Regions from separate parts of the Homo sapiens genome. Here all the other regions are linked to region 1. Evidence: read pairs that join two places in POLR2A ChIA-PET (ENCODE). Cell type or tissue: PC-3. All regions are shown on one strand.

What was found. Peaks named below come from ENCODE experiments on the same cell type or tissue, not always from the same donor. Only the 100,000 strongest peaks of a DNase experiment are listed, where the experiment ranks them.
Region 2: POLR2A ChIA-PET joins it to region 1 with 16 read pairs; 2 of 35 experiments call an interaction of 5 or more read pairs at or near these places.
Region 3: POLR2A ChIA-PET joins it to region 1 with 10 read pairs; 2 of 35 experiments call an interaction of 5 or more read pairs at or near these places.
Region 4: POLR2A ChIA-PET joins it to region 1 with 12 read pairs; 6 of 35 experiments call an interaction of 5 or more read pairs at or near these places.

What each region holds. Positions count from the first base shown.
Region 1 is chr10:72,808,331-72,816,330 of GRCh38, forward strand. The region is part of intron 1 of MCU (mitochondrial calcium uniporter); the gene reads left to right. Among named protein-coding and RNA genes, the nearest start is that of OIT3, 81 kb to the right of the region's middle. In PC-3, no CTCF peak of the experiment used is centred here; a DNase peak (open chromatin) is centred at 4,611; H3K4me3 peaks cover 955 bases; H3K27ac peaks cover 1,024 bases.
Region 2 is chr10:72,474,475-72,482,474 of GRCh38, forward strand. MICU1 (mitochondrial calcium uptake 1) reads right to left here. Exons shown (of 12, transcript NM_001195518.2): 7 at 2,700-2,782; 8 at 626-823. Among named protein-coding and RNA genes, the nearest start is that of DNAJB12, 120 kb to the left of the region's middle. In PC-3, no CTCF peak of the experiment used is centred here; no DNase peak of the experiment used is centred here.
Region 3 is chr10:72,658,158-72,666,157 of GRCh38, forward strand. No RefSeq gene overlaps it. Among named protein-coding and RNA genes, the nearest start is that of MCU, 30 kb to the right of the region's middle. In PC-3, no CTCF peak of the experiment used is centred here; no DNase peak of the experiment used is centred here.
Region 4 is chr10:72,858,454-72,866,453 of GRCh38, forward strand. It overlaps MCU (mitochondrial calcium uniporter), which reads left to right. Exons shown (of 8, transcript NM_138357.3): 3 at 724-894; 4 at 1,970-2,074. Among named protein-coding and RNA genes, the nearest start is that of OIT3, 31 kb to the right of the region's middle. In PC-3, no CTCF peak of the experiment used is centred here; no DNase peak of the experiment used is centred here; H3K27me3 peaks cover 2,906 bases.

The sequences.
Region 1 (8,000 bases):
TAGGCATCTGAAACACTAGCTTCAACGGAACATATAATGATTGCAGAATCCAAAGAAATATTTCATAATTTTGACTCAAGAATGAAGTTCCCATAAAATTGTATTAAGTTTTCAGGTACATTCTTAATATTCATGGCATACATAGCCATTAGAGGAAAGGAAATAAGACTCTAGTAACATTTTTAAAGGTCATCTTGTAGAAGGAAGTATCCTTTCAGTACCTTGAGGGAGAGTTAGGATTGGTTTATTTTCTGGAAAGCTTCACGCATTAATCCGTTCTCACATAACTATAAAGAACTACTCGAGACTGGGTAATTTATAAAGAAGAGGTTTAGTTGACTCACATTTCTGCAGCCTGTACAGGAAACATGGCTGGGAGGCGGAATCATGGCTAGAATCATGGCGGAAGGCGAAGAGGGAGCAAGCACATCTTACTATGGTGGAGCAGGAGAGAGAGAATGTGAAGGGGGAAGTGCTACACACTTTTAGACAGCCAGATCTCGTGAGAACTCACTCACTCTCTTGAGAACAGCAAGGGGGAAATCCACCTCCATGATTCAGTCACCTCCCACCAGGTCCCCCTACCGAAATTGGGAAGTAGAATTTGACATGAGATTTGGGTGGGGACACAGAGCCAAACCGTATCACCTTGGAAATTATAAGATGTTTTGTCTTTATCCTTTCAGCAATGAGGAGCCAGTGAAAGTGTTCTGAAGAGATGATAATATCATCCAGTCTTTCTGTTGGAGAGTGACTGGTGCATTCTGATGGATATATTAGAAGGACAAAAGATTGGAGGCATTGTAGTAGTAGTAACAATAACCATTCTGTTTTGAGTGCCAGGCACGTGCTCACTGTGCTTAATGCTTTATATGCATTAGCCCTTTGTCACCTCACAACATCTGGATTTATCTAAACAGAAACTAAGACTTGAGGCAGTCAGTGGAACTTGCTCCAAACCACAAAGCTAATAAATGGAAGAGCTGGGATTCAAATCCATTTGTGACTTTAGGGCCTCTGCTCTTAACCACTGAATTATATTAATATTCATAGAAAAAAGAAGGAACAAAAAGAAGCAAAAAGGGTGATGGTAGACTTGATGAGACTTGGAATTGGCTGGGAGTACAAAGTGAAGACTCTAAAATGGCTATGGGTCTTAAAGCCTGAGAGACTGACCAAAAAGTTTGACGTACAATTAATTGAAATCGGAAACATTGGAGTGGAGCAGGTTTGGGAACATATTTTACTTCAGGGACTTAGAGGTATATTTGATAGAGCTATTCTAATAAGCAGCTAGAAATTTGAATCTGAAAATCAGTACAGAAAGGACTCAAGACATTATTTTCATTGAGATAATAACTTGAAGTTCTAAGAAAGGTTGAGCTCTCCAAACAGAATAAGTATGAAAAAACAAGGGCAAAGAATAAGCCTTGATGAGTATTTTGGGGATAGCTGGAAGAGCAAGAAGGCAATAAAGGAGACATAGAAGTGGTCAAAGACAGTAGAGTAAGAAGTAAATTCAGGAACTCCTAGAGTGTCATAGAATTCAAAGAAAAGAATTTCAGGAGGGAGGAGGTAGTCAGCAGTATCAAATGTTTCCAAGAAGGCATAATAGTATGAGAAATGAGAAAATATCAGTGGGAAGTAGGATTAGTGAAGGCAGGCTTCTGTGTGTGCATGTGTGTGTGTGTTTGTATGTGTGTGCGCGTGAACATATGTGTATGGGGGTGGACATAGTGTAGAACTAGACATGTCTAAGGTTGGAGAAAGGAGCTATTGAAGTTGGAGACATTAAAGATGCAAGAGAGAAGAACTAACTGAAGAAGTAAAGGTATTCACCTTGCAAAGGAGTGGGGAGACTTCTTTCCCTGTGTTAGAGTGAAAGAAGAGAAAAAAAGAAAATTGAGAGAAACTTGGTGTTGGAGAAGAGAGGAATTGTGAGGGTGAATTTCAGAAATTTCCTATTTTACTGGTTTCAGTAAAATAAGAGGTGACGTCTTTGACTGAGAGGCAGGAAACAGTTCTGAACAACTTCTGTAGGGAAGAAGTCTGAGAGTCCACTGACATATGTGAAAGCATTTAGTGAGTAACATGATTTTGTAGTGACATCAGTTAAGACAATTATGTTGCCTTTTTTTTTTTTTTTTTTTTTTTTTGACGGAGTTTCGCTCTTGTTGCCCAGGCTGGAGTTCAGTGGTGCAATCTCGGCTCACTGCAACCTCTGCCTCCCGGGTTGAAGTGATTCTCCTGCCTCAGCCTCCCAAGTAGCTGGGATTACAGGCGCCTGCCACCACGCCCAGCTAGGTTGTTGTTGTTGTTGTTGTTGTTGTTGTTTTGTATTTTTAGTAGAGACAGGGTTTCACTATGTTGGCCAGGCTGGTCTTGAACTCCTGACCTCAGGTGATCTACCTGCCTCAGCCTCCCAAAGTGCTGGGATTACAGGTGTGAGCCACTGCGCCTGGTCTGTGTTGCCTTTTTCTCATAGGCCTTGCTTTATCCCACAGCAGGAGTTGATGAAATAAATTTACCAGAAAGTAAGGATTGGCACAGTAGGTCTAGGAGGTCAAGGAAACCAAAATGCCAGAGAACATAGTTAAAATAAGGCTTATACTGAGTATGGAGATAGTAGAGAAAGGACAATAGGCCTGGAGAATATTGAAAAGACTTGGTAACTTCTATTGGTTATATCCAGTAAGAAACCTCCAACCTGCTCAGCACATGCTTTTAGAAATAGCTATTCAGTGTATACTTTATTAGTTTACCAACTGGGGTCACCCTTTGAACCAAAATAAACATGAATCTTTTACTGCCAATTTCTCAAGGCGAAAATGCGTAATTTATAATGTAGGAAAGATAGGCTATAAAATAGTTGATAAGATTTAAGTCTAGATTGCCTTTTCAGTTCGGTTGTGGTGGCTGTTGTTTGAGAAAAAGGTTATTGATGTTAAAGGATAGTTGCATTCTAGACGCAATGAGCCAAAATAGAATTTGTTGCGAACTTGTTAATGTGTTCATGTGTGTTTTTTGTTGAAGTGAGTTGACATTTTTATGACAAACATTTTTTTGTGTCTGTTGTAGTTGTTCAATGAGAAGAGGGCCAATATAACCAATAGACTTGGTCCTCTACTAATCTGAATAATAAGACTTGTTTTGTAAGACCTGTGGGGTCCCTTCAGATTATTCTTACAATTGGATTTTCTTTTCTTAACTAAGCAGCTACTCAATCTCTCTTTGCTTTTCTTTCAATGACATTAGAGTTCCAGAGCAAGAGGAAAGGAATCTTTCACTCAGTTTAGTTTGATTGAAAAGGCCCACTTAATTAAAATGTGTAAGTTGTCTTTGAGCTTATCATTTAATGATTTTCTTCTATCTCTGTATTAAGAGACTAAGTAATGATAATGTTTTGAATTTTTGCAAAATAAATTTCATGTTAACTAACTTATCTTTGAAGATAAAAGATAATTTCTCAAGATAACATGTTTTGAAAAGAATTTTACCAAAAGACCATACTGGCTTTTTCAGTATTATTTTCATATACATAGAATTCTGAATGCTGTCTTTTCCTTTATTACAGATATATTCAGAAACATTTCCCTGTATCTTCCTTCTTGTTTAGTTAAAAAATAAATTTTATTCAGCCAACCCTGTGTTCCTTGTCATTTATGTACTAGATACACTTGAAAACAGTTTCCTATATTGAATGTATTTTAGGAAATAATATTATTTACCTATTCATTTTGGATGTTTATAGTGCTTTTTTTTTTTAACATGGAGAGTAAAATGCTTTTAATTTGTAATTTCAAGGTTTCTTTTCTTTTTGTTTTTTTTCTTTTTGAGAGGGAATCTTGCCCTACTGCCCAGGCTAGAGTGCAGTGGTGTGATCTCGGCTCACTGCAGCCTCCACTGCCCGATTCAAGCAATTCTCCTGTCTCAGCCTCCCGAGTAGCTGGGATTGCAGACATCTGCCACCATGCCCAACTAATTTTTGTATTTTTAGTAGAGGCGGGGTTTCACCATGTTGGCCAGGCTGGTCTCGAACTCCTGAGCTCAGGTGATCCGCCCGCCTCGGCTTCCCAAAGTGCTGGGATTACAGGCATGAGCCACTGCGCCCATACTCCAGATTTCTTATACTTCATTATTGATATGAGGTGGAGACAGTGGGCAGAGCAAAAGAGTACAAAAGGAAGAAAAGTGACCAGAGAGAACAGAATTCTATGCAGAGATTTAGTGGTTGAAGACATGATGCAAAAGGACAAAGGAACCTCAGGGATGGTCTCTAGTGAGTAATCTTTAGTATTCATTATTGAGATATGCTTTAAAATAGTATCATGAAGGGCTGTTTTCTGACATAAAGGGCTGTTTTCTGACATAACTTTCTATCCTTACAGAAGCAAATTGTTGCAAAGCAATGTAAAGAGGAAGTAAGCTTTCTTCAAACCATTACTGCTTTATGTAATGTTTTATCAAATGCTTTGGCTTTATGTTGTCCGGTTTTTAGTGTCCTGTGGGAGGTTGGTGGAGAGGAGTATCCAGCCCTGAGTAAATTCAAAAATATGCAGCTTGACAAGTTAATCATCTCTGTGGCTTAGTGCTTCAAGATGTGCTTTAACTGTCACCTCTGATTCCTGGATCACTTTCATCACTGTCTTTTCTAAGCTGTACTAAACATTAAATAACATGAGGGTTCCTTGCTGCCAGCATTTAGAATACAGTCTAGTTCCTAGCCCAGTGTCCTAGCCCAACATTCTGGATTTTTTATATATGCTGTGAGGATGACTCATGGCAAGAGTTCGTTCAAACAGATTCCCCATAGGAAGCTGAAATGAGAGCTTTTGGCAAGGCAGGTAGAACCCATTGGAACATAAATTCAAATGATATATAGCTAGCTGTGGACTGCTAGTGAGCAACAGCTGACCAGCCAACTTGGAAATTAACATTTAGAGTCAGTGTCTTTTTATGAGCAAAGGCATCAACCAACAATGTGATGTAACGTCCAGAGCTGTAAACGACTCTGAAGACTGCAGAAACCTAACCCTTTAATTATAGAAGGTAATGAAAAATCAGGTAAAACTTGGGAAAGAAGTGTAAGAGGATCTGTTAATTTAAATACCAGCTCTCTCTTTTTTTTTTTTTTTTTTTTTTTTTTGAGATGGAGTCTTGCTCTGTTGCCCAAGCTGGAGTGCAGTGGCACAATCTTGTCTCACTGCAACTTCCGCCTCCTGGGATCAAGCGATTCTCCTGCCTCAGCCTCCTGAGTAGCTGGGATCACAGGCATGCACCACCACACCTGGCTAATTTTTGTAGTTTTAGTAGAGACAGGGTTTCACTATGTTGGCCAGGCTGGTCTCGAACTCCTGGCCTCAAGTGATCTGCCCGCCTCAGCCTCCCAAATTGCTGGGATTACAGGCGTGAGCCCCTGCGCCCAGCAAATACCATCTCTCTTGATGTCTGCACTATGGATAGCATATTTTTGTGATTTTTTTTTTTCCTGACTGTGAAACAACACGATTGTTGTAAACAATTTGCAAACTATACATAAATTATAACCTGCAGGTCTATTTAGTCTATGTTCTTCAGGTCTATACATACATATTTTTTAAACATAATTTAGGTTCTTGCTACACACTGTGTTTTGTAACTGACAGTGTGATGTTTCAACACCTAGACCCAAAGAATTTTAAACCTTAAAAATCCCCTAATCTAACCTTCTGAAATTGGAGGAGGTACTTGAATCCAAGTGGCAGGGGATGGAAAAGTAAAGGCAGTTACACACATGTTCAACAAATGAGGGTCAAATCAAATGGAAGAGTGCAACAAGGGACTTTAGTAATGGTCAGGTGAAACTGGTAATCCTGATCCTGGTAAACTGGTAAAAACCTAATTTGTAAGCATGCCATGGAAGTCTTTTATAGTATGGCATTCTGCAACTGCCTTTAATCCAAGTGGTACAACTGATTTGGCATGGCTGCTGGAACGGATCTCCAAACAAATGTTGTTCCTGGCACAGGCTTCTTCTGAGCAATTCTTTCACACTGCTGACATTGGAGTTTTTTGTTTTTTTTTAATATATCTTTCATTCCCTGGTGCATTAAAACCTATCAAGCCTATAATTTTTTGCTTTAAAGATTAGCTCTTCTTACAATGTAATGTGTGAGGAAGAGACTTCAATTAAAAGTAGCAGAATAAAGGAATTTTTACTCTTCCTTTCTTTTTTGAAACTCACTAAAAAAAAGACAGGAAAATAGAAAAGAAGTCCATTATTAGTGCAACTAGGCACAAAGCTCAGCCCCGGAATACAAACAATGAAGCATAACTTGCCAAATACATACTATGAAATCTAGACCACATATAGGAGGTTGCTGAACCTCTTCTGGGAATTCCAAGCAATGTACTGATTTCTCTAAAAGGAAGGGTTATATTATCTTAAGGGTCTAACCAGTGAACCTTTATTGTAGTGTTCTGACATTTAGTTTTTTATAGACTCAAATTATAGATATGATCTGTTACAAAAAATAAGAATCTGTCCAACACAAGTGTTAAGAAATAATAAGGCAATAGGAGGAGATGAAAAACCAGTGGGAAAATCTTAGGAAAGAAGTATAAAAGAAAAATAGAAGCATTAGAGAAGTGAAAAACACATCAGAAATAACAACAAAGAGTAAATGTAATCAGAGACATGGCTAAGAGGCTTGAGGAAATTATATCAATTTAAGAAAATACAGATATAAAAATTATAGAGAAAATGATAAGGGGAAACAAAAGACATCTATGCATGGCATCAGCAAACTTGTAAAGGGCCAAAAGTAAATACTTTAGGCTTTGCAGCCATATAGTTTCTGTTACAGGCATTCAGCTCTGCCTCTTATAGTACAGGAGCAGCCATACACACTATATATGGCTGTGTTGTAGTAAAACTTTTATTTACAAAAACAGATAGTGGACTGGATTTTGCCTGATCTTGGTTGCTGAACTTCGTTCTTGAGAAAAATAACAAATGGAACTGAAGTAATATTTAGAGGTATAATAGGAGAAAAATTTTTCTGAAATAATTAAAACCTTGAATCAAAGATGACTACCCTGTGGCCCAGGAATAATTGATATAGAACAATTGATATCGAGGCATATTTTGGTGAAAATATGGAACTTAAATGGATAAAGAATTTGGTGGACATGTAGGTAGTGGGATGGGGGACAGAACTTGGGTTTACCTTAGCTTTCTCTTTAGCAAGAAACAATGTTAGAAAACAATAGAGGAATGTTGACCATGTCTTGAAGTTAACCCAGGATTTTTTAACCAGCAAAATACTTTAAGCATAAATATTAATACACGGATGTGCTCTAGCATGGGAAAGCTCAACAAATCTAATACCCATGAGATCTTTTTCAGACAGATTACATCGTGATAAAAACCTACCTAATCGAAAGATTAATCAAAGAATTCAGAAATAAACTGATAAAAAATAGTGTGATAAGAATTAAATTCATTTCATTACAGAGCTAATATGCCTCAGTGGAAATTATACTTTCAGAATAGATTATCACTTTATAATCTTGATATTATAAAAATAAATAACAAATCAGGTGGGGAAGGGAGGTGTAAATGTTATTCCTTCATAGCAAGAAGGATCACTTGAGGCCATAAGTTCAAGATCAGCCTGGCCAACATGGTGAAACCCCATCTCTATTAAAAATACAAAAATATATGGTGGCGGGTGCCTGTAATCCCAGCTACTTAGGTGGTGAGGCACGAGAATCACTTGAAATAGCGGGGCGGAGGTTGCAGTGAGCCAAGATCATGCTACTGCACTCCAGCCTGGGCGACAGAGTGAGACTCCATCTCAAAAAAATAATAATAAACTCTAGAGGGATCTTTTAGGAACTGGTATGCCATATGATTCAACACTCATTAACAAGTCTAGTTTTACATCAGATTTTTTTTCTTCAGCTATTTCAGTGAAAACTTTAAAATATTTTTTAAATAATACGTAGGAATGGGCAAA
Region 2 (8,000 bases), 330 kb before region 1:
TTGTAAATCCCCAAACACAGTAAGATACCTTTGCAACTCTCAGCAACATTGCCTTAAACAATTAAAGAGACAGGATCTCACCGTGTTGCCCAGGCTGCTCTCAAACTCCTGGGCTCAAGCGATTCTCCCACCTTAGCCTCCCGGGTAGCTGGGACTATGGGTGTATGCCACTGTGCCTGGTTAAGCACATATATTTTATATTAAGCACACATATTTTTATTCTGACATTTTGTGTTTCCAGCTCTTACTACCTTTGCAATTATCCATCCTTCTTCATCTCCATCTTCTGGTGTCTTCCACACAATAAACAAAAAAGCAGGAATATATGCTCAGATTGAGAACTGCTGTGACCCCTGAGTTTCTTTCTCCACAAACGGAACATACAAAGACAGCTAAGATTTTTCAATTTAGAGGTTTTTGGTTTTAGATTACAGAAATACTTCACTTCATGACATTTTCACAGAACATGTTGTTTCCTATCTGCTGTCAGTTTATAAAGCACTGATAAGCTTCAAATCAATCAGTTCTCACAGCTGGAGGTAAATGGAAAGAATGCCTATAGTACAGGCCCTCCTGCCCATCAGTTCCACATGTGATGGATCTACTGAGTCTAAGGAAGACCTACCTCAAGCTTCAGAACATCATGCTGCAGTTTACGCTGAAATTCGAGGAAGTTTTTGATTGTCAGCTTTCCCTTCAGATCAGCTCCAAAAAAGTAGGTTGTGAGGGCTGAACACAAGCCAGACTTGAGGGTGTTGCCAGTAGTTGGACGATCTCTGTGGCGCATACCCATACTGGTTTGGGAGCGAATGATGCTCTGAACCTAATACAGAATCAAACCCACATCCAGAAAAATATTAGGAAGTGAGAAAACATAAACATAGAAAAGCAAGAATCATAACTATTGTTTACTATTTGCCTACTCTGTATTATAATTATCTCTTTTAATGCTTACAACAATTTTTTTTTTTTGAGACAGAGTCTCTCTCTGTCACCCAGTCTGGAGTGCAGTGGTACAAAATCAGCTCACTGCAACCTCCACCTCCCGGGTTCAAGCAATTCTCATGCCTCAGCCTCCTGAGTAGCTGGGACTATAGGTACACACCATCATGCCTGGCTAATTTTTTGTATTTTAATAGAGACAGGGTTTCACCAGGTCGGCCAGGCTGGTCTTGAACTCCGGACCTCAAGTGATCCTCCCACCTTGGCCTCCCAAAGTTCTGGGATTGCAGGAGTGAGCCACCGCGCCCAGCCTACAATAATCTTATAGGTGCTATTATTATCCTTATTTTATAAATAAGATTGAAGCACACGGAATTAAATAACTTGCTCAAGGTCAAGTGGCTGGTAAGTAGCAGAATTAGGGTTCTAACACAGACAGCCTGACAACTTTATAATTGGGATCCTCTTAGAAAATCTCTGTTCAGGAAAGGATGAACATTTGTTTTGGAGACTCAAAAACTCTCTCATGACCAGGTGTGGTGGCTCATGCCTATAATCCCAGCACTTTGGGAAGCTGAGGTGGGTGGATCACCTGCGGTCAGGAGTTCGAGACCAGCCTGGCCAAGATGGTGAAACCCCATCTCTACTAAAAACACAAAAATTAGCCGGGTGTGGTGGTGGGTGCCTATAATCCCAGCTGCTCAGGAGGCTGAGGCAGGAGAATCACTTGAACCCAGGAGGTGGAGGTTGCAGTGAGCCAAGATTGTGCCACTATACTCCAACCTGGGTGACAGAGCGAGACTCCATCTCAAAAAAAAAAAAAAAAAAAAAGAGACAGGGTCTTGCCTGTCATACAGGCTGGGGTGCAATGGCACGATCATAGCTCACTGCAACTTCAAAATCCTGTGCTCAGGTGATCCTCCCACCACAGCCTCCGGAGTAGCTAGGACTACAGGCACATACTACCAATCCCAGCTAATTTTTTTTCCCCCTGTAGAGATAGGGTCTCACTATGTTGCCCAGGCTGGTTTCAAACTAGCCTCAAGTGGTCCCCCAACCGCCTCTGCCTCCCAAAGTGCTGGGATTATAAGCATGAGTGATCGTGTTCAGCCCAGTTTCTTACCTTATATAATGTACCTGATACTTTCTCCCACTTCCTGGAATATTTGCCCCTTTCCTCATTTTGAGAATACAAAAAATGCTTTTTCCTATACATACAGTTTTTCTGTTTTGAGACCACTTCTGGCAATCATAATAACTGTATCTGGAGAAGCACCATGGTTCTCCAATGGCAGTAGTTCTATGGAAATGTAACCTATTCCTAGGATTTTGAAATTGTCACCTACTATAGTCAAAAATGGTATGGCACCATTTTTCCTTCTCTTATAGAAATCCTTTAAGAAAATATGTAGTCCTTGTATTCTGGAACTGCCTAGCACATAGCAGCTTTTTGGTAAATGTTGAATTGCCATAATTTAGCTTCCCAGCTAGAGGCATTATAACCCAATTTATGTTGGAGAATCGGAGCAACCGTGACCTTAACGGTATGTTCAAATAATTCATTACATTTAGAGTGAAAACAAACAAATAAAACCAACCCACCTGTTCAAAGAATAATTTTGAGAAATGACATTTTAGGTACTTCAAAAATTGGAATAGCCTCTGAGTATACTGACCAAGGCTAAGGTAACTCCAAGGCACATGAAAATGTATTTTAAATATTAATGTATTTAGAGGAACTCTCCAGGACAACTTGCCTGTTCAAATTCTTCCATATCTACTTCTCCATCTCCATTCAAATCAAACATCTTGAAGGCAATTTCAAAATTTCTCTGAGGAGCTGCAGAGGAGAGAAAAAAAATATTTAGAAGGCATTGACCAAAAATAAATCCCTTTTTAAAGAAAAACAAAAGGCTAAACACTAAAATGTAATATCAAAGTCACCATAAAAGTGACTGAGTCAAAGTCTCAATAAATGGAAAATGAAACTGCATTTATTGAGATCACCCTTTTAGGAATACTCCTTGAAACCAAAAAAGAGTAGTACTACGGCCAGTAAAGACAGCACTTGTCTACCTTTTTGTTTCAACATGCTTTGCCTTAAATGATTTAGCTTTGCTTTCAGAGACACCATCTTCTTAGCTTAGTAATATTAACGTTCTGTTGCTTCAATATGGTATTACTTATCTGGGCAAGAAAGTATGTCTAGGGTGAGACATATTGCTGCAAAGTAAGAAGTTGAAACACTACATCTTAGTCTTACCCTCACAACAAGCCAGCTTTCTACTTTGTTCTTTCTAGTCTCTTTGTTGTAAGTGCAGTCAGGAGTTCTGGGCATGTCACCCTGCCAACATGGATAATTTCAAGTTGGTTTCTTTTATTAGTTTATTCATTATCACTACAGCTCTATGGTAAGGCAGAAAAGTACACTGTAAGGTACTCAGCCCCCTATTTTTTTTTCTTTTTTTTTTTGAGACAGTTTCACTCTGTTGCCCAAGCTGGAGTGCAGTAGTGCCATCTTGGCTCACTGCAACCTCCGCCTCCAGGGTTGAAGTGATGCTCATGCCTCAGCCACCCGAGTAATTGGGATTACAGGCATGTACAACCATGCCTGGCTAATTTTTGTATTTTTAGCAGAGACGGGGTTTCACCATGTTGACCAGGCTGGTCTTGAACTCCTGACCTCAAGTGATCCACTCGCCTTGGCCTCCCAAAGTGCTGGGATTACAGGTGTGAGCCACGGCGTCTGGCCTCAGCCCCCTATTTCGATCATGTCAGCTGCATACACAAATTACTAAATATACTTAAATGGTAAAATTAAGCTGAAGTTTAAATAACAAAATGAAAAAATGCAAAGCTTGACAAAACTTTCCCTTAATGATGAAAGCTTTTCAAGGCTTCTTTAGTGTTCCTAGATCAGTCATAATATCATTAATATACTCTGTGCATTGGAATAAAATATAAACTCAACAGCCCTCCTCCCTTCCCATACTAAATGTTCTGGTAAAGAAAACTAAGTTGTTTACTTCCTTCCTTTGGTGCTTCAAATTTATACAGCTCTAGAGAATAAACCAAAATAAATATTCTATGTGTCCTTATACTAGTGAATTAAAATTTCAGTTAACATCATTTACATGAAAAAAGTTAAGATTTTATGCAGAGAAAAAAGTAAAATGAACTTTGTATATTATGTATAATTGTTAGAGAGGCCATATTCCCATCCTGCTCATGAATTTGTCAACAGAAACACTTTCTGGGCTCAAATTCCATTTTCAGGTAGTTAGGCAGCTAGGCTGGAAACTCCTGGTTTTTAGTTGCCTGGGTGAATCATGTGTGTGTCAGCTTCCAATTGTCTGCTTCACTTGATATTGACTTCCAATAGGTTTGCTTTCCTTTAGGCCAGAGACAGGGTTTCAACATGTCAGCTAGGCTGGTCTTGAACTCCTGACCTCAAGTGATCCTCCCACCTTGGCCTCTCAAAGTCCTGGGATTACAGGTGTGAGCCACCATGACCCAGCCTTCAATTGCTGGGAAGGATGCAGCTGGGGGAATTAGTTTTGTATATTTGTTGTCACTTCTCAAATTTTTGCTACCTGTCTGAATGTTACATTTTACTGAGGAGTTACTATGTGGCAGGCATTGAGCTAGATAATTGGAGGTGTTTATTATTTGACTTCATACTCTCAATCTTGAAAACTTTCATTTCTTTATTGTTTAAACAGAGGAGGATATTGGGGCTCAAAGCAGTTAAATGGCTAGCTCAAAAATCACACAGCTCCTTTTTGGCAGAAGTGGGAATTGAACTTAAGTCAACACTGACTCCAAAGCCTACAAACTTTCCTTATGTTCCAAGGCCTCTAATGTGAACATAGAGGTACTTAAAATGATAAACACACACTCTTCATGCTGACACGATTTGACCTAAAAACTAAGCAACAAAACATGACACAGTGGTTATGTCAGTCTCTGCAAAAGCTGAACATTCCAAGTTGATCATCTCAAGGAGATAACCAATATCACAGAAACACTGCCTGTGTTATGCTCAGGAGTTTAGGCTTGACCGTAGTAAATGGAAGATCCACAGGCAACATTAAACTCTCAGATAGGTTTGTCATGTGTTTTTGTTTTTTGGGACAGGGTCTTGTTCTGTCATCTAGGCTAGAATGCAGTGGCACAGTCATAGCTCAATGCAACCTCAGACTTCTGGGCTCAAGCAATCCTGCCTCAGCCTCTGGAGTAGCTAGGACTACAGGTGCGTGCCACCAAGCCTGGATAATTTTTCTATGTTTTGTGGAGATGTGGTCTCACTACATTGCCCAGGCTGGTCTTAAACCTCCTGGCCTCAAATGATCCTCCTGCCTCAGCTCCCCAAGGTGCTAGGATTATAGGTGTGAGCCACAGCACCCGGCTGGTTTGTCATGTTTTTTAAACTTCTGATTATAAATCTCTTCAGGTGGAAATGTTCTCTCTTATTCTTCCTTATTTTGTCACACTTGGCCCACTTCACTCCTATATGTTATTTGCCTAATTCCTGTAGATACTTGAGAATGTAACAATGGCAGAAAATATGAAGCCACTGAAGGTTTTAAGTAGGAGAGTGACACAATCAAGCAATTATAAAGGACTTCTCCAGCTACTGTGTGAAGAATGAGTTGGAAAAGAAAGGCCAGCTTTAAAGAAGATCAGAAGCTCTTTTAAATGTTGAAAATGCAAACTGCAGTGATGGCAGTGGTAATGGAGAGGAGGGACACATTTGAGATACCCAAAGAAGGCAGAAATTATAGAACTTAATGATTAGTTAGCTGTGATGAGTTGAGAGTGAAAAGGAATGACAGCATGACTGGCTTAGACTACTGTGTAGCTTGCATGGCATGAAGAAAGAGAGCAAATAGATGTAAAATGTTTGAGAAATAAAATGATTTCAGACGGGATCTGCTAAATTTAAGGGGTCTCAGCTTATGCAGATGAAGATGTTCAGGAGACAGTTGGAAATATGGGTCTAAAGCTCAGTGAGAGAGGTTTAAGCTGGGATTTATGGGCATACAAGTGGCTAGCTGCAAAGAACCTGAAAGGAAGTTGCCCATGCAAAACTGAGGAGTGAGGAGAAGGTCAAGAAAAGGGTAGATTGCAGGTGGAAGCCAATGTTTAAAGTGCAACGAAAAGGAAAGGAGGCAGTGACAGAGGAAGCGGCATCACAATATCCAGAGGAATACAGCCCAAATTAATAGAAATAGGAAAACATTTGATAAGAGCGAAGTCAATATGCTCCCATACATGAATTAAAGCAGTATCCCCATTCCCTCTCTCCACAATTACAGAGGTGACACAGACTGCTTACAACTTCAGCTTTATCAGGATCTTGTAGTCTTACTGTCTTGTGAGTTCCATGAAGGCATGTGCCCAGATCATTTAAATGACTGAATGAGTTATTCTAGCATATTATGGTTAATATCACCTCCTACAACTAAGGTTAAATACACTTTACCAAACAAAGTATACCCTGTAATGCTTGAGGTTTCTCTGTCTTTTTATCCTGGTATAGTTCCTTTCAAAGTACTGGCTTTATGTGGAGCAACTGAGAGTGCTTGTTAAAGTACATGCGCTGACACCACAGAGGCCATGAACCTGTGCTTGGGCCACTGCTGAGGCAAGCTGGGCTGCAGCCTTGGACATGCTCACTTGGGCCTCACCAGCCTCTCAGGGCCAGTCTTTCTAGAAAGAGCTCTCAGCCTATTCAATTTCATTGGCTGATCATGTCAAAGCATATGGGACAAACAAGCCAAAAACAAGCTTGCTTTAAGTGAAACATGCTACACAGTATATGATGTCAAGCGATTCTCTTGTAAACTTATTTGTCTCCTCTCAAATGTAGCCTTCAGGGCAATTTTTAAATCTAGTTGTTTTGGAAAGCTTATGGCATCCTGTGTTTATTCTAACTCATAATCTGTTTCCATAGAAAGGTTCTGAAAGAGGAATTTTGGTTTTTGTTTTGTTTTTTGTTTTTTGTTTTTTTGAGACTGAATCTTGCTCTATTGCCCAGGCTGGAGTGCAGTGGCATGATCTTGGCTCACTGCAGCCTTTGCCTCCCAGGTTTAAGTGATTCTCGTGCCTCAGTCTCCCAAGTAGCTGGGATTACAGGAGCACACCACCACCCCCGGCTAATTTTTGTATTTTTAGTAGAGACGGGGTTTCACCATATTGGCCAGGCTGTTCTAGAACTCCTGGCCTCAAGTGATGCACCCGCCTTGGCCTCCCAAAGTGTCGGGATTACAGGCGTGAGCCACAGCGCCCACCCTGAAAAAGGAATTCTTTTGAATGCTAGGCTACTTAGAGTGAAGAGTGAGGCTTTCCCCCCTGCTAAAACAGCATAATTTACTTTCTACACGATTTCCAAAATGGTCTCAGCAAGTGTTGAAACTGATTAGAACAATAAGACCCTACACAAAGTTTGTTACTATACACCTTTCACTTAGATTTCCTTAATAATCTTTGCTACTAGGATACAGAGCTACATTAGGTCTGTTCTGGTTACAAGTCTGTTTCTATAATATCATTCCACCATTGACAATCATGATAATAATAATGACAACTCTACACTGTTTCCTGAAGCACATTTTTTCTGTTTTGTTTTAGTAAAGAGAAAAAACCATCTTTTTCTATGTGTATTGAGTCACATAATCAGATAAACACTAGCTGTCCTGAGACTTTCACTGGTTGATTTCATGGCTATTTCTCTCACTGTTCTTTAATAGAAAATGCATAAGGAATGGTACGGGTAGGAATGGTTGAACTAAAGTTCTAATTCTGGCTTTTCCAATAACCTAATGAGTCATTTGCTGCCTTACATTATTTTTTGGTAGCACTGATGGAATGATGAAAAAATGAATAGGTTAGATTCTAAACAAGTTTCTTATTTTCTATTGGTTTGATTCTCCTATCAAAGAATTCTTACCTGTCCCATTCCTGTTTTAGAATGCTAGAGGATAAATGAGGTAATTGATATGCAATGTCAGAGAAGTCTGAGTTTTGAAAAAAACTTCCAGAATGTTCCTCTATTC
Region 3 (8,000 bases), 150 kb before region 1:
TTAATTACCTCCCAAATGCACCACCTCCTAATACCATCACAATGGGAAGATATAGGGGTAACATAAGAATTTGGGGAGGACACAAACATTTAGACCGTAAGCATCCCTAGACCTAGAAGTACAGTAAGTCCTTACTTATCATCAACAGGTTCTTGAAAACTTCAACATACAATGAAACCAATTTTACGATAAGCTAATTGATGTCACAAAAATATCAACCAAACTTATAAAGACTAAAACACTTCTAATGTTAAACATTGAAATAAATGTGAGCTACACATACATTTAAGAAAGACTGATAAAAACAAGTAAGTTTTGTTTTTTTTTGTTGTGTTTTGTTTTGTTTTTTTGAGACAAGGTCTTGCTCTGTTGCCCAGGTGGGAGTGCAGTGGTGTGATCTCAGCTCACTGCAGCCTCAAACTCCCAGGCCCAAGTGATCCTCCTGCCTCAGCCTCCCAAGTAGCTGGGACCACAGGTGCATGCCACTACACTTACCCAAGTAAGATAATTATTTACCCAATTATAGTGGCCAGAATCTATCTGGGCAGCTCTGGTGCAAGGCAGGAACTAGCCCTGGACAATATGCCATTCCATCAGGGTGCACTCACAAACACACACCCACAATCAGACTGAGCCGATGTAGACACACCACTGAACCTAATGTGCACATCTTTGGGACATGGGAAGAAACTGAAATACCTGGAAAAAACCCATGCAGACATGCGGAGAATGTGCAAACTCCACACAGTCAGTGGCCCTGGCTGGGAATCAATTTTTTTTTTCTCCTCATTCTAAGGAAACAACACTGAACAAAATGACATTATTTGAGAACCTGCTATACTTTATTCTCTTCATGTTGATTCTCCTCTGAATGTATATTTTCTTTCTGTGAGCAAACTCACTCTTCATTATAAACACAATTAGGTGGTGATAGCAATATAAAAATTCTTGGTTGCAAGGAGCTTTATGCTATGGAAATGGCTTGCTCTCTTGGAACCTGTTAGCTTTGAATCTGTTCTTAACAGAAAGATTATTCTCTCTTCCTACCCTCCTGCTGTTTTCCTTCTGTTGTTGATTTTACTTCAAAATATTTCTCTTTTGTTCTCTGGTTTTAGGTGGATACACTACTGCATAAAAATGACTGTGGTACTTCTGAGGGTGAGGTGAGCCTGTGTTTGTTCTTAGCTTTAAATTTGTCAATAAGGGCCGGGCGCAGTGGCTCACGCCTGTAATCCCAGCACTTTGGGAGGCCAAGGTGGGTGGATCATGAGGTCAGGAGATAGAGGCCATCCTGGCTAACATGGTGAAACCTCGTCTCTACTAAAAATACAAAAAATTAGCTGGGCATGGTGGCACGTGCCTGTAGTCCCAGCTACTTGGGAGGCTGAAGCAGAAGAATCACTTGAACCCGGGAGGCAGAGGTTGCAGTGAGCCGAGATTGCACCACTGCACTCCAGCCTGGGTGACAGAGCAAGACTTCGTCTCAAAAAAAAAAAAAAAAAAATTATCAATAACTACTTCTGTGCTATGATAATGCCCAGCTCCCCAGGAGGATTTAACGGCCATAGCCTTGGAGTTCGCCATTGAAGTAGGTTTTTGACCAGCTGCTAAGCTGCAACCTGAAGCGTAAAAAGGGGAGAAAATAGCATGAACATGTCGGCCAGGCGTGGTGACTCAGCACTTTGGGAGACCAAGGTGTGAGGATCGCTTGAGCCCAGGAATTTGAGACCAGCCCAGGCAATATAGCGAAACTCCATCTATATCAAAAAAGAAGAAAAAAAAATCCCAGCTGCTTAGGAGGTTGAGGTGGGAGGATCACTTGAGCCCAGGAGGTCAAGGTTGCTGTGAGTCATGATCACACCAATGCACTCCATTGCCTGAGTAGCAGAGCGAGACCCAGTCTCATTAAAAAAAAAAAAAAAAAAAAAAAAAGAGGAAAGTGTCTGCTTATTTTCAAGCAATCTTCTCTTCTGCCTTTACCTACAAAGTAACCTGATTTGGGAATTTTATAATAGCTAAAGATCAAACTATACTGCTAGCCTCCCTGGGCGAGATTTAGTATATCAGAAGTAACAGAACTTGACAAAATACTCAAAGACATCTAAAGATTCTTAAATTTGGATAACTCCTAATTAAAGTTGGTAGTATCTTTTAATCTCTTCTTATGTGAGACCTAATGAATTATAGGTGTTTACATTCTTGCATTCAATATATGAGAAATTGAAAATGACTGTGACAGATGGATACTTACTATGTGATTCATTAATAGCACAATAGGTCAGGAATGTTGATGTTTACCTAACACAACAACTCAAATTTCAACACAATTTTTTACAAAAAGAGGGAAAATTAGTGTATATTTTTTGCAGCTATTTTTTTTAAAAATTGAACTTTACTTGAAAATCTCCAGTTGACTAATTTATATGTGCTACCTTATTAATGCTGTAATACTTGAATGAACTTACGAATTATATGTCTGTATCCTTATTACTTAGCATAGTACTTGCCTTCATTAAATGCTTGTTTAATGAATGAGTGATTGAATGAATGGATTAGAAAGAAAAGAGGGAGAAAGAAAAAGAATGAAAGGAGAGAAGATGGATGAATGAATAAAGAATTATTTACCTTTTAAAAGTAGGCGGCTGGGCGCGGTGGCTCACGCCTGAAATCCCAGCACTTTGGGAGGCTGAGGCGGGTGGATCACAAGGTCAGGAGACTGAGACCATCCTGGCTAACATGGTGAAATCCCGTCTCTAATAAAAATACAAAAAATTAGCTGGGCATGGTGGTGGTCGCCTGTAGTCCCAGCTACTCGGGAGGCTGAGGCGGGAGAATCACTTGAACCCGGGATGCAGAGGTTGCAGTGAGCCGAGATCCCACCAGTGCACTCCAGCCTGGATGACAGAGTGAGACTCTGTCTCAAAAAAATTAATAAGTAATAAAATAAAAGTTTATACATGGTAAGAGTTAAAGTGATCTACTGATGACAATCAGGCCAGCAATGGAACGATTATCCCATGTATTATCTGGGGTGGGCAGTAATCAAAAAACAGGCTGGGTGCAGGGGCTCATACCTGTAATCCTAGCACTTTGGGAGGCCAAGGTGCGCAGATCGCTTGAGGCCAGGAGTTCGAGACCAGCCTGGCCAACATGGCGAAACCCTGTCTTTACTAAAAATATAAAAGTTAACTTGGCGTGGTGGTGTGCACCTGTAGTCCCAGCTACTAGGGAGGCTGAGGCACAAGAATCACTTGAACCAGGGGGGCAGAGGTTGCAGTGAGCTGAGATTGTGCGACTGCACTCCAGTATGGGCAATAGGGCAAGACTCTGCCTCAAAAAAAAAAAAAAAAGCAAACAAGCAAAATATCCCTATCCTCATGGCTCATACATATTCAGACATCAGAAACAACTCTAAAAAGTGAGCCTGGAATTGTTCTCTGTCTAGAAATTTTATTGCAGTAGTGGAGATAAAAGAAAATGCACTTTGGCCTTCATGTAATTATTTTTCCACTTGTCTGTGAACACCATAGTAAGAGCCTATTCTTGAAAGAAACCAAGGTGTGTCTAGACTCAAAATGTCCACCATTTTCTCTCCTCTATTGGGTCTGTCTTATTCTTTAGGCAGTTCTCAACCATAGCTGCAAATTAAAATCACCTACACTGCTCTTTCTTTTTCTTTTCTTTTTTTTTTTTCTGAGACGGAGTCTCACTCTGTCGCCCCGGCTGGAGCGTAATGGCACGATCTTGGCTCACTGCAACCTCCACCTCCCAGGTTCAAGCGATTCTTCTGCCTCAGGTTCCTGAGTAGTTGGGATTACAGGCGTGCACCATCACCCCCGTCTAATTTTTTGTATTTTTAGTAGAGATGGGGTCACCGTGTTGGTCAGGCTGGTCTTGAACTCCTAACCTCCACCCACCTTGGCTTTCCGAAGTGCTGGGATTACAGGCGTGAGTCACCGCACCTGGCCTACACTGCTCTTTTTAAAGGATATCAATGTCTAATCCCTACCCTTCAACCCCATCCCAGTAGTCTATTTATTTGTTTGTTTGTTTGTTTTGAGACAGAGTATCGCTCTGTTGCCCAGGATGGAGTGCAGTGGTGCGATCTTGGCTCACTGCAGCCTCCGCCTCCCGGGTTCAAGTGATTCCCCTGTCTCAGTCTCCAGAGTAGCTGAGATTACAGGCATACACCACCACATCCAGCTAATTTTTTGTATTTTTAGTAGAGTCGGGGGTTTCTCCATTTTGGCCAGGCTGGTCTTGAACTCCTGACCTCAGGTGATCCACCCACCTCCCCCTCCCAAAGTGTTGGGATTACAGGGGTGAGCCACTGCGCCTGGCCCCACCCCCATTCCAGTAGTTTTTAAAAGATGATTCTTATGTGTAGCTGAAGTTGAGATTCACTATGGTAGGGAATTACAATTGCTATGTTCTTAACAGGTTGTTTTTTTTTTTTTTTTTTGAGACGGAATTCTTGCTCTGTCGCCAGGCTGTAGTGCAGTGGTACGATCTCAGCTCACTGCAACCTCCACCTCCCTGGTTCAAGCTATTCCCCACCCTCAGCCTCCCAAGTAGCTGGGATTACAGGCACATGCCACCACGCCTGGCTAATTATTTGTACTTTAGTAGAGACAGGGTTTCACCATGTTGGCCAAGATGGTCTGATCCACCTGCCTCGGCCTCCCAAAGTGCTGGGATTACAGGCATGTGCCACTGTACCTGGCCGTTCTTAACAGTTTTTTTAAAAAAGCATAAAAATACGTTAGCTAAAACTTGCTTTAGATTCTCCTTCCAAAGCTTTTTGAATTCAGTGTTAGGTGTTTGCTATGTCAAGAATAAACACTAACAAGAAACAAAATGAGTATCTTGTTCTGATCCATGTACCTTAACCTACTGGCTTGTAAAAAGAAATTTGTTCTTTGCTGAGTCAACTGTAAAAAGAATTTTTGCCTGAAATTAAATATGCAGGCCAGGCGCGTGGCTCACGCCTGTAATCCCAGCACTTTGGGAGGCTGAGGTGGGCAGATCACGAGGTCAGGAGATCGAGACCATCCTGGCTAACATGGTGAAATCCCGTCCCTACTAAAAATACAAAAAATTAGCCGGGCATGGTGGCGGGCGCCTGTAGTCCCAGCTACTCGGGAGGCTGAGGCAGGAGAATGGCGTGAACCCGGGAGGCGGAGCTGGCAGTGGGCCGAGATAGCGCCACTGCAGTCCAGCCTGGGCGAAAGAGTGAGACTCCGTCTCAAAAAAAAAAAAAAAAAAAAGAAATTAAATATGCAACCCAAGATTGGTTTGCCTAGTGTCACTGTAAGGGCAGGTTAAGTAACAAAGTTTAAAGCTCAAGGATGCTGCTGAACACCTTGGAGTGTGTCTAGATAATGCAATTTTCCATTAATATCAAGGCATAAAAGCCAGTACTCCTCTCACTTGCCTGTAAATCTCATGACTTAGCTTAGTTTCTTTCAAGAATAGGATCTTATTATGGTGTTCACAGACAAGTGAAAAAATAATTACATAAAAGCCAAAGTGCATTTTCTTTCATCTCAACCACTGCAATAAAATTTCCAGCAAGAGGACAATTCCAGACTCATTTTTCAGAGTTGTTGCTGATGTCTGAACATGTATGATCCATGAGAGTAGGGATATTTTGCTTGTTTGCTTTTTGTTTACTTCCCATCCCAGTAGTGTATAGGCTACTGGGCACATAATAGATAATCGATGAATATTTATTGAATGAATAAGTATTGGGTTTTGATATTGAATAGTGCCTTCCACTTCCCAAACACTGAAAAACCCAGTGTGAAATTCCTTTTAAAATTTATTATTAATATGAGTCTAGAATAAATATTGTAATATATATCTATTATTTCAGTCTTTTCAGCAACCCTTCCTCTTTCCTTCAAGATGACAAAACTAGTCTGTCCTACTGGGAATGAACTCAGTGTGGACTCACTCCCTCTCCTCCCTGGCTATAGGAGATATCTTGTGACCAAGACTTATCCCATCAGAAAATTACATTCCTTAGCTACCCCCACTCACTTCCCACCACATTGTTGGTTCCTGATGCAAGTCAAGCTGCCCTGTGACTTTTCTGCTACAGCTAATAAAGAAGATCATCTCTATCTGCTGGAGTTAATTGTGGGTATACTTTGGAGTCTGGAGCTGGGGGCAGCCATCTTTCCCACCTTAGGGTTAGAACCTGTATGTAGTAGCAAGCCAATCAGAAGCAAGAAGAATTGAAAGGTAGAGAGGGAAGGAGGGAGAGAAAGAGAGAGAGAGACTGTTTTCTCATCACCAAACAACTCATATTTATTCCTTTTTAAAAGTAGGAATATATTTTTTGTTTTGTCTATGAAAATAAAAAATGCTAATTGTTAAAATATCAAAATTTTTTAAAATGAAGAAAATTAAAGTTATTTTGAGTTCAACACCAAGACACTATCTTTCTTTTCTTATTTTATTTTATATTTTTATTTTATTATTATTTTTTGAGACGGAGTCTCGCTCTATCACCCAGGCTGGAGTGCAGTGGCACGATCTCGGCTCACCGCAACCTCCACCTCCCTTGTTCAAGCCATTCTCCTCCCTCAGCCACCCGAACAGCTGGGATTACAGGCACACGCCACCATACCTGGCTCATTTTTGTGTTTTGAGTAGAGATGGGGTTTCACCATGTTAGCCAGGCTATTCTTGAGCTCCTGACCTTGTGATCCACCTGCCTCGGCCTCCCAAAGTGCTGGGATTATAGACGTAAGCCACTGCACCTGGCCTTTTTTTTTCTTATGTTCAACAAAACATGTTTTTATAACCTCCTTTTATCAGTTTATGTATCATAAATATCTTTTCACATTAATGAAGATAGATTTATGTCTTTTTTTTTTTTTTTTTTTTTTTTTTGAGACGGAGTCTTGTTCTGTCGCCCAGGCTAGAGTGCAGTGGTGCAATCTGAGCTTACTGCAACCTCCGCCTCCTGGGTTCAAGTGATTCCCTGGCCTCAGCCTCCCAAGTAGCTGAGATTACATGTGAGTGCCACCACGCCCAGCTAATTTTTGTATTTTTTGTAGGGAGACGGGGTTTCACCATATTGGCCAGGCTGGTCTCAAACTCCTGACCTCAGGTGATCCACCCGCCTTGGCCTCCCAAAGTGCTGGGATTACAGGTATGAGCCACCACACCCACCCTATGTCATTATTTTAAAAAACGATATAGTATTCTAGAAAAAATATAAAACAAAAACTATATAGTATTCCATTGGGTATATTCACTATAGATTACTTAACCATCCCTGTTGTTGCAGATAGCTCTTAAAAGCTCTTAAATGTTTTCTGAAAAACAATAAATCTTTCTCCTGAGAATCCCCTCATTCTAAATTTTCCTTGCATAATTTGAACATTTGAAGGTTACTGGTTGGGTAGGAGAGGAGGAGGAAGACTTTTGTGAGCTGGTGAAAACATAGAAAATAGTACTTTTGTAACTATGAGGACTTTCTTACTAAATATTAAGTGTATTAATCTCATATAGATGAAGAGTAGACATCGTGATTGGTAAATTTCTTGGCTATTTTTTCAGATTTTTTTTTTTTGAGACAGAGTGTCACTGTGTCACGCAGGCTACAGTACAGTGGCACAATCTCGGCTCACTGCAACCTCCGCCTCCCAGGTTCAAGCCATTCTTCTGCCTCTGCCTCCAGAGTAGCTGGGACTACAGGTGTGTGCCACCATGCCTGGCTAATTTTTTGTATTTTTAGTAGAGATGGGGTTTCACCATGTTGGCCAGGCTAGTCTCGAACTCCTAACCTCATGATCCGCCCGCCTTGGCCTCCTAAAGTGATTTATTTTAAAAAGTGTTTATATATATGCCTGTGGCACAATATTTTGATGCTGACTGTACTACTCTCTGAATGACTAATAAATCTCTAATTAGGAGGGTGGGGTTGATCAGTCACAGGAGTAAACCCAGTTCCACTGGAGGTATTATTTATGCTTTATTAAGATAAC
Region 4 (8,000 bases), 50 kb after region 1:
CAGTTAATTGGTTGATATCAGTGGTGGAGTCTTCTGAAAGGGCTAGTTTCTCTTAAGCCCTTAGGAAAGAATGCCTAATGGTGGCTAGCAAGGAAGGGGTATAATGAATTGTGTCTGACCTCCCATCCTGTCATGGCTGAGAACTTAGCTTTAAAGGTTTACCCTGGGGTCCCCTTGGCCAAGAGGGGGTCCATTCAGTCAGTTGAGGGGCTTAGGATTTCACTTTTGTTTCTCACTTATCAGCTTGGATATAATACTGTACTATATATACATGAATTGACTGTTTTGGAGTAAGAGTCTCACTTATTAGTGTACTTCTTGAAAGCTCTGGATCCCGAGAGCCACGTCCTACAGGCTATGAAGTCTAGCCCAGCAATCTCTGACTGCTTAATAAAATCTTGCTAAATGGAACCAGGGCTTGTATTCACCAATATCAAGAACTTCACCTGATATCCTTGGGAAAGCCTCTCCTTGACCCACTCAGAAGACAGTTCCTTGCCTGTTTTTTCATATCTGTAAAATGAGCTATGTGATCCATTTGATCTTTTATAAGCCAGTTCCCAGAATAACCTTCAACTAAAGCTAAAGGGCATGTTCTTAAACCTTCTTTGAAAACATTTTAAATCACACTAATAATAGACCCCCATGCAAGAATGGTAATAATGTGACTTTAACTTACATTGAAATCCAATTATCATATGTTTGTGGGTCTTTTTCATTCAGATGTTACAGTGGTTTATCAAAATGGGTTACCTGTGATATCTGTGAGGCTACCATCCCGGCGTGAACGCTGTCAGTTCACACTCAAGCCTATCTCTGACTCTGTTGGTGTATTTTTACGACAACTGCAAGAAGAGGATCGGGGAATTGACAGAGTTGCTATCTATTCACCAGGTATAGTCACCATCATTATTAATTACCATCTATCCCTCATTTCACCCCACACCATTTCTAGACACATACATACACCACACACGTAGCTACAAAAGAACCCTATACTGTTAACTTCAGAAAACTTTTTTCTTTTGCTTAGCACTTACCAGGAGAGAAAGGGATTTCTCTCCCAGTGGTACTCAGAGTATAATTGATCGGTTTTAGCAAATGTGTATGCACAGGGAATCTCATTCAAAAGCAGCTCACATATAATGCCATGAGCAAGGATGAACAATCAATCACATTTTATATTATTGAGACTTTTTATCATTACTTTCGGTGTAGAATAAATACTTCCAGTAGTTAAACCCTCATCTCTGGAAAGAAAAGTTTGCCAAAATAAAGAAGTATATAATTTGAAAAGAATATAAACTAAGGCACTAAAAATTACCATTTTATGTATTTAATTTATTTATTTTTTAATCTTTTTAAGTTTTTTTCCCATTGTGTTTTCCCCATTTTTACTTTAAAATTTTTCAAACCTGCAGAAAACTTGAAAGGTAAGTACAATAAATGCCCATTTACCCTTCACCTGGATTCACCAGTTAACAATTACCACATTTCTACTCATCTGGCAATATAATTAGTAGACCAGCTGGTGGATGTATAATACTTTGCTAACCCCAGCGTCTATCTCTACTGAATTATTGGCAACTAATCAGTGACTATACTGAAAAGTACCATATGTCAGAAAATTTTTTTTTGACTCAACCAGCTTCCATTATAGGCAGTATTAAGCCCATACAGCTGTCCCAGTGACCCTAGATTTCCAATGTACACCTATAGAACTATGACCATTAATTATTTCACTTGTTCATATAGTTCACAGGAAAAGCTGTTGTTAAATCTTCACAAACTTGAGTCCTAAAAACAGAGCTTCAACCTAAACTTTGTTTGCATAGGAAATGAGGCAAAAAGTTAACTGAAATTTTAAAAGGAAGAGGTAATTTTTAAAAACGATTTTGAAGATTGAATTTTCCTGACCATTCTTGAATAATTATGGACCTATGACAAGTTTCATTTGAAATTTTCACAGATGGTGTTCGCGTTGCTGCTTCAACAGGAATAGACCTCCTCCTCCTTGATGACTTTAAGCTGGTCATTAATGACTTAACATACCACGTACGACCACCAAAAAGAGGTAAAATAGTAACCTTGGTAAGGTCACAGAAATGTGGGAAGGGCTTTTGGAAATAACTTTATTTTTTTTCCTTGGGTAACCTTGAGAAACAGACAGTATTCAAAGAACACTGAAAGTTTTATATACAGATAGACACTATTTCAGTTGAAGAGCTCATTGAGTACTTGGCACTTGGCTAGTACGTCGACAAAAATCACTTCGATTCTGCCTAGATTCCAGAATGCTTCATTATCTGATATTGTCACTCTGTTTCACATAAATGAATGTCCTACATAACTGAAGCCCCTTCCCTTCATAAAGGCCAAAAGTCATACTACTTTAATAACATTGCAGGGGATATCTTTTTAAAATAAGCTATAGGCTTCTCTGTTCTCTTAAGCATTGTAATAAGTATTGAGCTTTTTTTATGGCTCAAGGTCAGCAATCTGAAAGTCAGTTATTGTACAATAATAATAGTTCTTAGGAACTTCTGACATGGTGCATGGTTTTTTGTTGTTGTTGTTTTTTGTTTTTTTGAGACAAGATCTCACCCTGTCACCCAGGATGGAGTGCAGTGGCATAATCACAGCTCACTGCAGCCTCGACCTCAAGTTATCCTCCTGCCTCATCCTCTCAAGCAGCTGGAGTAGCTTGGACTACAGGCATGTGCCACCATGCCTGGATAATTTTTTTTCTTTTTGTAGAGATGAAGTCTCACTATGTCACCCAGGCTGGTCTTGAACTTCTGGGCTCAAGCACTCCTCCCTCTCTGTCCTCCCAGAGTGTTGCGATTACAGGCATGAACCACTGTTCCCAGCCTGTATATGCTTTTATGGGAAAAGGAAAGGTGCTCTTCTCAGACACAAATTGTAAGAGGGCACCAAAAAACTCGGTAATCAAGATAAAGAATTGTTGGGTTTTTTTGTTTGGGTTTTTTTTTTTAAGAGTCTCACTCTGTCGCCCAGGCTGGAGCCCAGTGACATGACACTGGCTTACTGCAGCCTCCACTTCCCAGGTTCAAGCCAGATACGGGTTTCACCATATTGGTCAGGCTGGTCTCGGACTCTTGACCTCAGGTGATCCATCCACCTTGGCCTCCCAAAGTGCTGTGATTACAGGCATGAGCCACTATGCCCAGCCGCCAGGCTAATTTTTTTTTTTTTTTTTTTTAGTAGAGATGGGGTTTTGCCATGTTGGCCAGAATGGTTTTGAACTCCTGACCTCAAGTTATCTACCTGCCTCAGCCTCCCAAAGTGCCGAGATTATAGCCGTGAGTCACCGCACCCAGCAAGATAAATAGTATTTTTATGTACTATTTTAAAAAACCAGAGTTAATGCAAAAAATGCATGATGAACAAAATTTTAAATAAAGACAGAGTCAGTATTACTAATATTTCTTTTCATCCTAGCCTCTACTATGGCTCTGCACAGTACAATGCTAAGTAGCCCTCTAAAATAGCGTTTTGAGTTGTGTCTTTTTTTTTTTTTTTTTTGAGACTGAGTCTTGCTCTGTCACCCAGGCTGGAGTGCAGTGGCACAATATCGGCTCACTGCAAGTTCCGCCTCCCAGGTTCACGCCATTCTCCTGCCTCAACCTCCTGAGTAGCTGGGACTACAGGTGCCCGCCACCACGCCTGGCTAATTTTTTGTATTTTTAGTAGAGACGGGGTTTCACCGTGTTAGCCAGGATGGTCTCGATCTCCTGACCTTGTGATCTGCCCGCCTCGGCCTCCCAAAGTGCTGGGATTACAGGCGTGAGCCACCGCACCCGGCCGAGTTGTGTCTTTTTTGGTCCTGTTTCTCTATTTACCCTTAATATTCATTGTAACTCACTGCTGTTGTTAATGCCCCTTCCACCACTCCTTCCACCAGCCCCATAGGACAGCAGTTCCCAACCTTTTTGGCACCAGGGACCAGTTTTGTTAAAGATAATTTTTCCACTGACAGTGGGGGCGGGGGCAGAGGCAGTGGTTTTGGAATGAAACTTTCACCTCAGATCCTCAGGCATCAGTTAGATTCTCATAAGAAGCGCACAACCTAGATCCCTCACATGCACAATTTACAATAGGGTTTGTGCCCTATGAGATCTAATGCTGCTGCTGATCTGACAGGAGGTGGAGCTCAGGCAGTAATGCTCACTCACTGGCCTCCTCCTGTGCAGCCTGGTTCCTAACAGGCCACTGACCAGTACTGGTTCGCACCCCAGGGGTGGGGGACCACTGCTGTAGGACATTCCTTCTTTTCAATCCTGCTTTTAAGAATTGGGTTTAGGCCTGGTAAGGTGGCTCACACCTGTAATCCCAGCACTTTAGGAAGCCGAGGCAGGAGGATTGCTTAAGACCAGGAGTTTGGGACCAGCCTGGGCAACACAGTAGCAACCAGCCTGGGCAACACATCTTTTTAAAAAAAAAGAAAAAAAAAAAAGAAAGAATTGGGTCTAACATAGAAAAGTTCTGAGTGAAACCCTGTTATTAAATTCCTCTATAATCTGGTCCCCATCTACCTTTTAAAATGTTTTCTTTCCCTCCTACATGTTGCCTACTTTCTCTCCACTGTGTATTCCTTCATGGTTTCCTGAACTATGCCCCGTTCTTTTCCATCTCACTGTTTGCCCACTTTCCTCTGCCTAAGATGTCTTTCTTCCTAACCCCTGTTTTCTCAAGTCAAAATTGTCAATATTGACTCTTCCAATAAGCCTTTAATGATCATACTCTTTCTGTCTCTGACCCCTGACCAACCAAAAATGATTAATCTCTTCTCTGAATTTTGCTTCGTCCTTTTCTTTGATGCTGTGAGGGAAGGCACTGTGATTTTGTATTCCCCATTGATTCCTTCTATATTGAGTGAATTAAATGTGTTCGCTGGGTAGCATTTTGATTGTGCAGAGGCCATATTCACTTTCTTTAAGCTAAATGAGAGGGAGCTAGCTGGGAGAAAGTATAGAAAAGTATCCTTAAATAGAATGGAAAGATATTCTTTAAATACAGTTGATTGTTGAACAAAGCAGGTTTGAAAAAACTTGCAAACGAACCACATAACCTAGAAATATCCAAAAACATTAAGAAAAGTATGTCATGAATGCATGAAATATATGTAGATACAAGTCTATCTTATTTTATTTTATTTTTGAGACGGAGTCTCTCTCTGTCCCCCAGGCTGGAGTGCAGCAGTGCAATCTCAGCTCACTGCAACCTCTGCCTCCTGGGTTCAAATTATTCTCCTCCCTCAGCCTCCCTGTAACTGGGATTACAGGCACGTGCCACCATGCCTGGCTAATTTTTGTATTTTTAGTAGAGATGGGGTTTCACCATGTTGGCCAGGCAGGTCTTGAACTCCTGACCTTAGGTGATCCACCCACCTTGGCCTCCCAAAGTGCTGGGATTACAGGCATGAACCACCATGCCCTTCCTATTTTCTATCGTTTACTACCATAAAATATATACATATCTATTATAAAAAGTTAAAAATTATCAAAACTTATGCACACACTTACAGACCATGCATGATGCCATTTGCAGTTGAGAGAAGTGTAAACAAATGTAAAGATGCAGTGTTAAATAATATCTGCATAAAATTGACTCTGGTACATAGTATACTACTCTAGTAATTTCATAGCCACCTCTTGTTGCTATTGCGGTAAACTCAAGTGTTTTTAATATCACATACCACACAGTTTTAAAATGCTGTGTGGTGCTAATTATCTCCTCATGGGTAGTTCTTCTTTCTAGTAAATTGTCTATTGCAGTAAAAATTGATCTCCTGCAGTTCTCAAAATTTTTTTGTGTTTAGTCCACCATGGGACCCATACGAAGTGCTACCAGTGATGCTGGAAGTGCTCCCAAGAAGCAGAAAAAAGTGATATGACATTGCAAGAAAAAGTTGGATTGCTTGATACGTACCGTAGACTGAGGTCTGCAGCTACAGTTGCCCATCATTTTAGACAGATGATTTATCTTGTAAACAGACAATGTAAACTTACAATGTAGATAAATACAGTACAGCACTATAAATTTATTTTCCCTTCTTTATGATTTTAATGTTTTATTTTCTCTAGCTTACTTTACTGTAAGAATACAGTATATAATACATATACAAAACATTCATTAATTATGTTATTGGTAAGGCTTCTAGTCCAGGTAGGCCATTAGTAGTTAAGTTTTTGAGGTTTCAAAAGTTGCAGGGGGGTGGTGCCCCAACACCCCCGCCACATTGTTCAAGGGTCAACTGTAGTAAGACATTATCGAATCAGATTTTTTGAAGTTGGAATAATTAAACATGTAGATCAGGGACAGTTAGCCATTTATCAGCTATGCTAATGTGTTTTTCTTCTTTATTCCCTGATTCTTGGGCTAGAAGTTCTCTTTAAAATAACAGAAGTACAGGGCCTATTTTACAGAGGTGTGTTTTTGTGTAAATTACTTAGAGAGTTCATCTGTTTAGATTTTCTGTTGGTAACATTCTGAAAGTTCACTAATATATTCCTATATAAAGTATAACAATCAGGAAAGTTAAGATGTGAGTTTCCATGTATTATGTTGTCAAAAACTAAAGGTATATTAATCAATTAATAAATACCAACCATTCCTGTAATAACCGTATTTTTTAAACAGAAATGAACGTTTAGTTTTTTAAATAAAGCTTTTCTCAAATTGAATAAGAAAAGGCAGAAATTGAAAAAACAGGGGATTGTATTTGATTCCCTGGTGATTTGGCAGCCTAAAACAACCCGTTGCTTTATCTGTATCCAGGAACTCTGGAATATCTACCTTGCTTCTCTAGAAGTAAATTAGGGTATAAAGCTTGCAAGGGTCAAAAATCTGTAATTCATGGAAATAATCATAAATTGAAGTGTGAACTTAAGTAATTCAATAGCAGCATTGGTGTAGAATTTCAAAAGACCTTTTTAATGTTTAGATGCACACATCATAGCTCTCTTAGTTCTGTTATTTGCTAGTGAGAGATTATGCCATCAGCATCTCTCACAGAAACTCAATATGATTTTAAATCCATAAACAGTTTGTTTTCCTTGATTTTAAATTTAATTATTTTTCTGAGACAGGGTCTCACTCTGTCACCCAGGCTGGAGTGCAGTGGTGTGATCACAGCTCATTGCAGCCCTGACCTCCCAGACTCAAGCAGATCCTCCCACCTCAGCATCCCAAGTAGCTAGGACTATAGGCACATGCCACACGCCGGCAAATTTTTTATTTTTTGTAGAGATGAGGTTTCCCTATGTTGCCCAGGCTGTGTGGTTTTGTTTTTTTTTTTGTTTTTTTTTTTGTTTTTTTGAGATGGAGTCTTGCTCTGTTGCCCAGGCTGGAGTGCAGTGGTGCAATCTTGGCTCACTGCAAGCTCTGCCTCCTGGGTTCATGCCATTCTGCTGTCTCAGCCTCCTGAGTAGCTGGGACTACAGGCGCCTGCCACCATGCCTGGCTAATTTTTTTGTATTTTTAGTAGAGACGGGGTTTCACCATGTTAGCCAGAATGGTCTTGATCTCCTGACCTCGTGATCCGCCCTCCTTGGCCTCCCAAAGTGCTGGGATTACAGGTGTGAGCCACCACGCCCGGCCTTCCCTGGTTTTTAAACATAGTAAAGAAAATCTTTTTTTCTTCTTTTGATAAAATGCAAAATAGGCTCAAATTTTGTTTCTACCTTGTGTCTTTCTGTCCCTGGTTGAGGAAGGTATTGCTGGCGCCCAAGGTACCACCACTCTTTTTCAGCTGACTACAGTAAGAGAGTGGTTTGAAATTCTGTATTTAAGAGGGATGACATTCATTGAATAAGCATGTTCCATTCCTCTGCCCCGTGTTGCAACGCTTTAGTGAAAGGGCTAAATGGAGGAAAGAAATAGAAGGCACTAGGTTCAGGATGTTTAAGAGGAATAATACTAGGGTTTTTTTGTGTTTTTTTGTTTGTTTTTTGTTTTTGTTTTGAGGCTGGAGTACA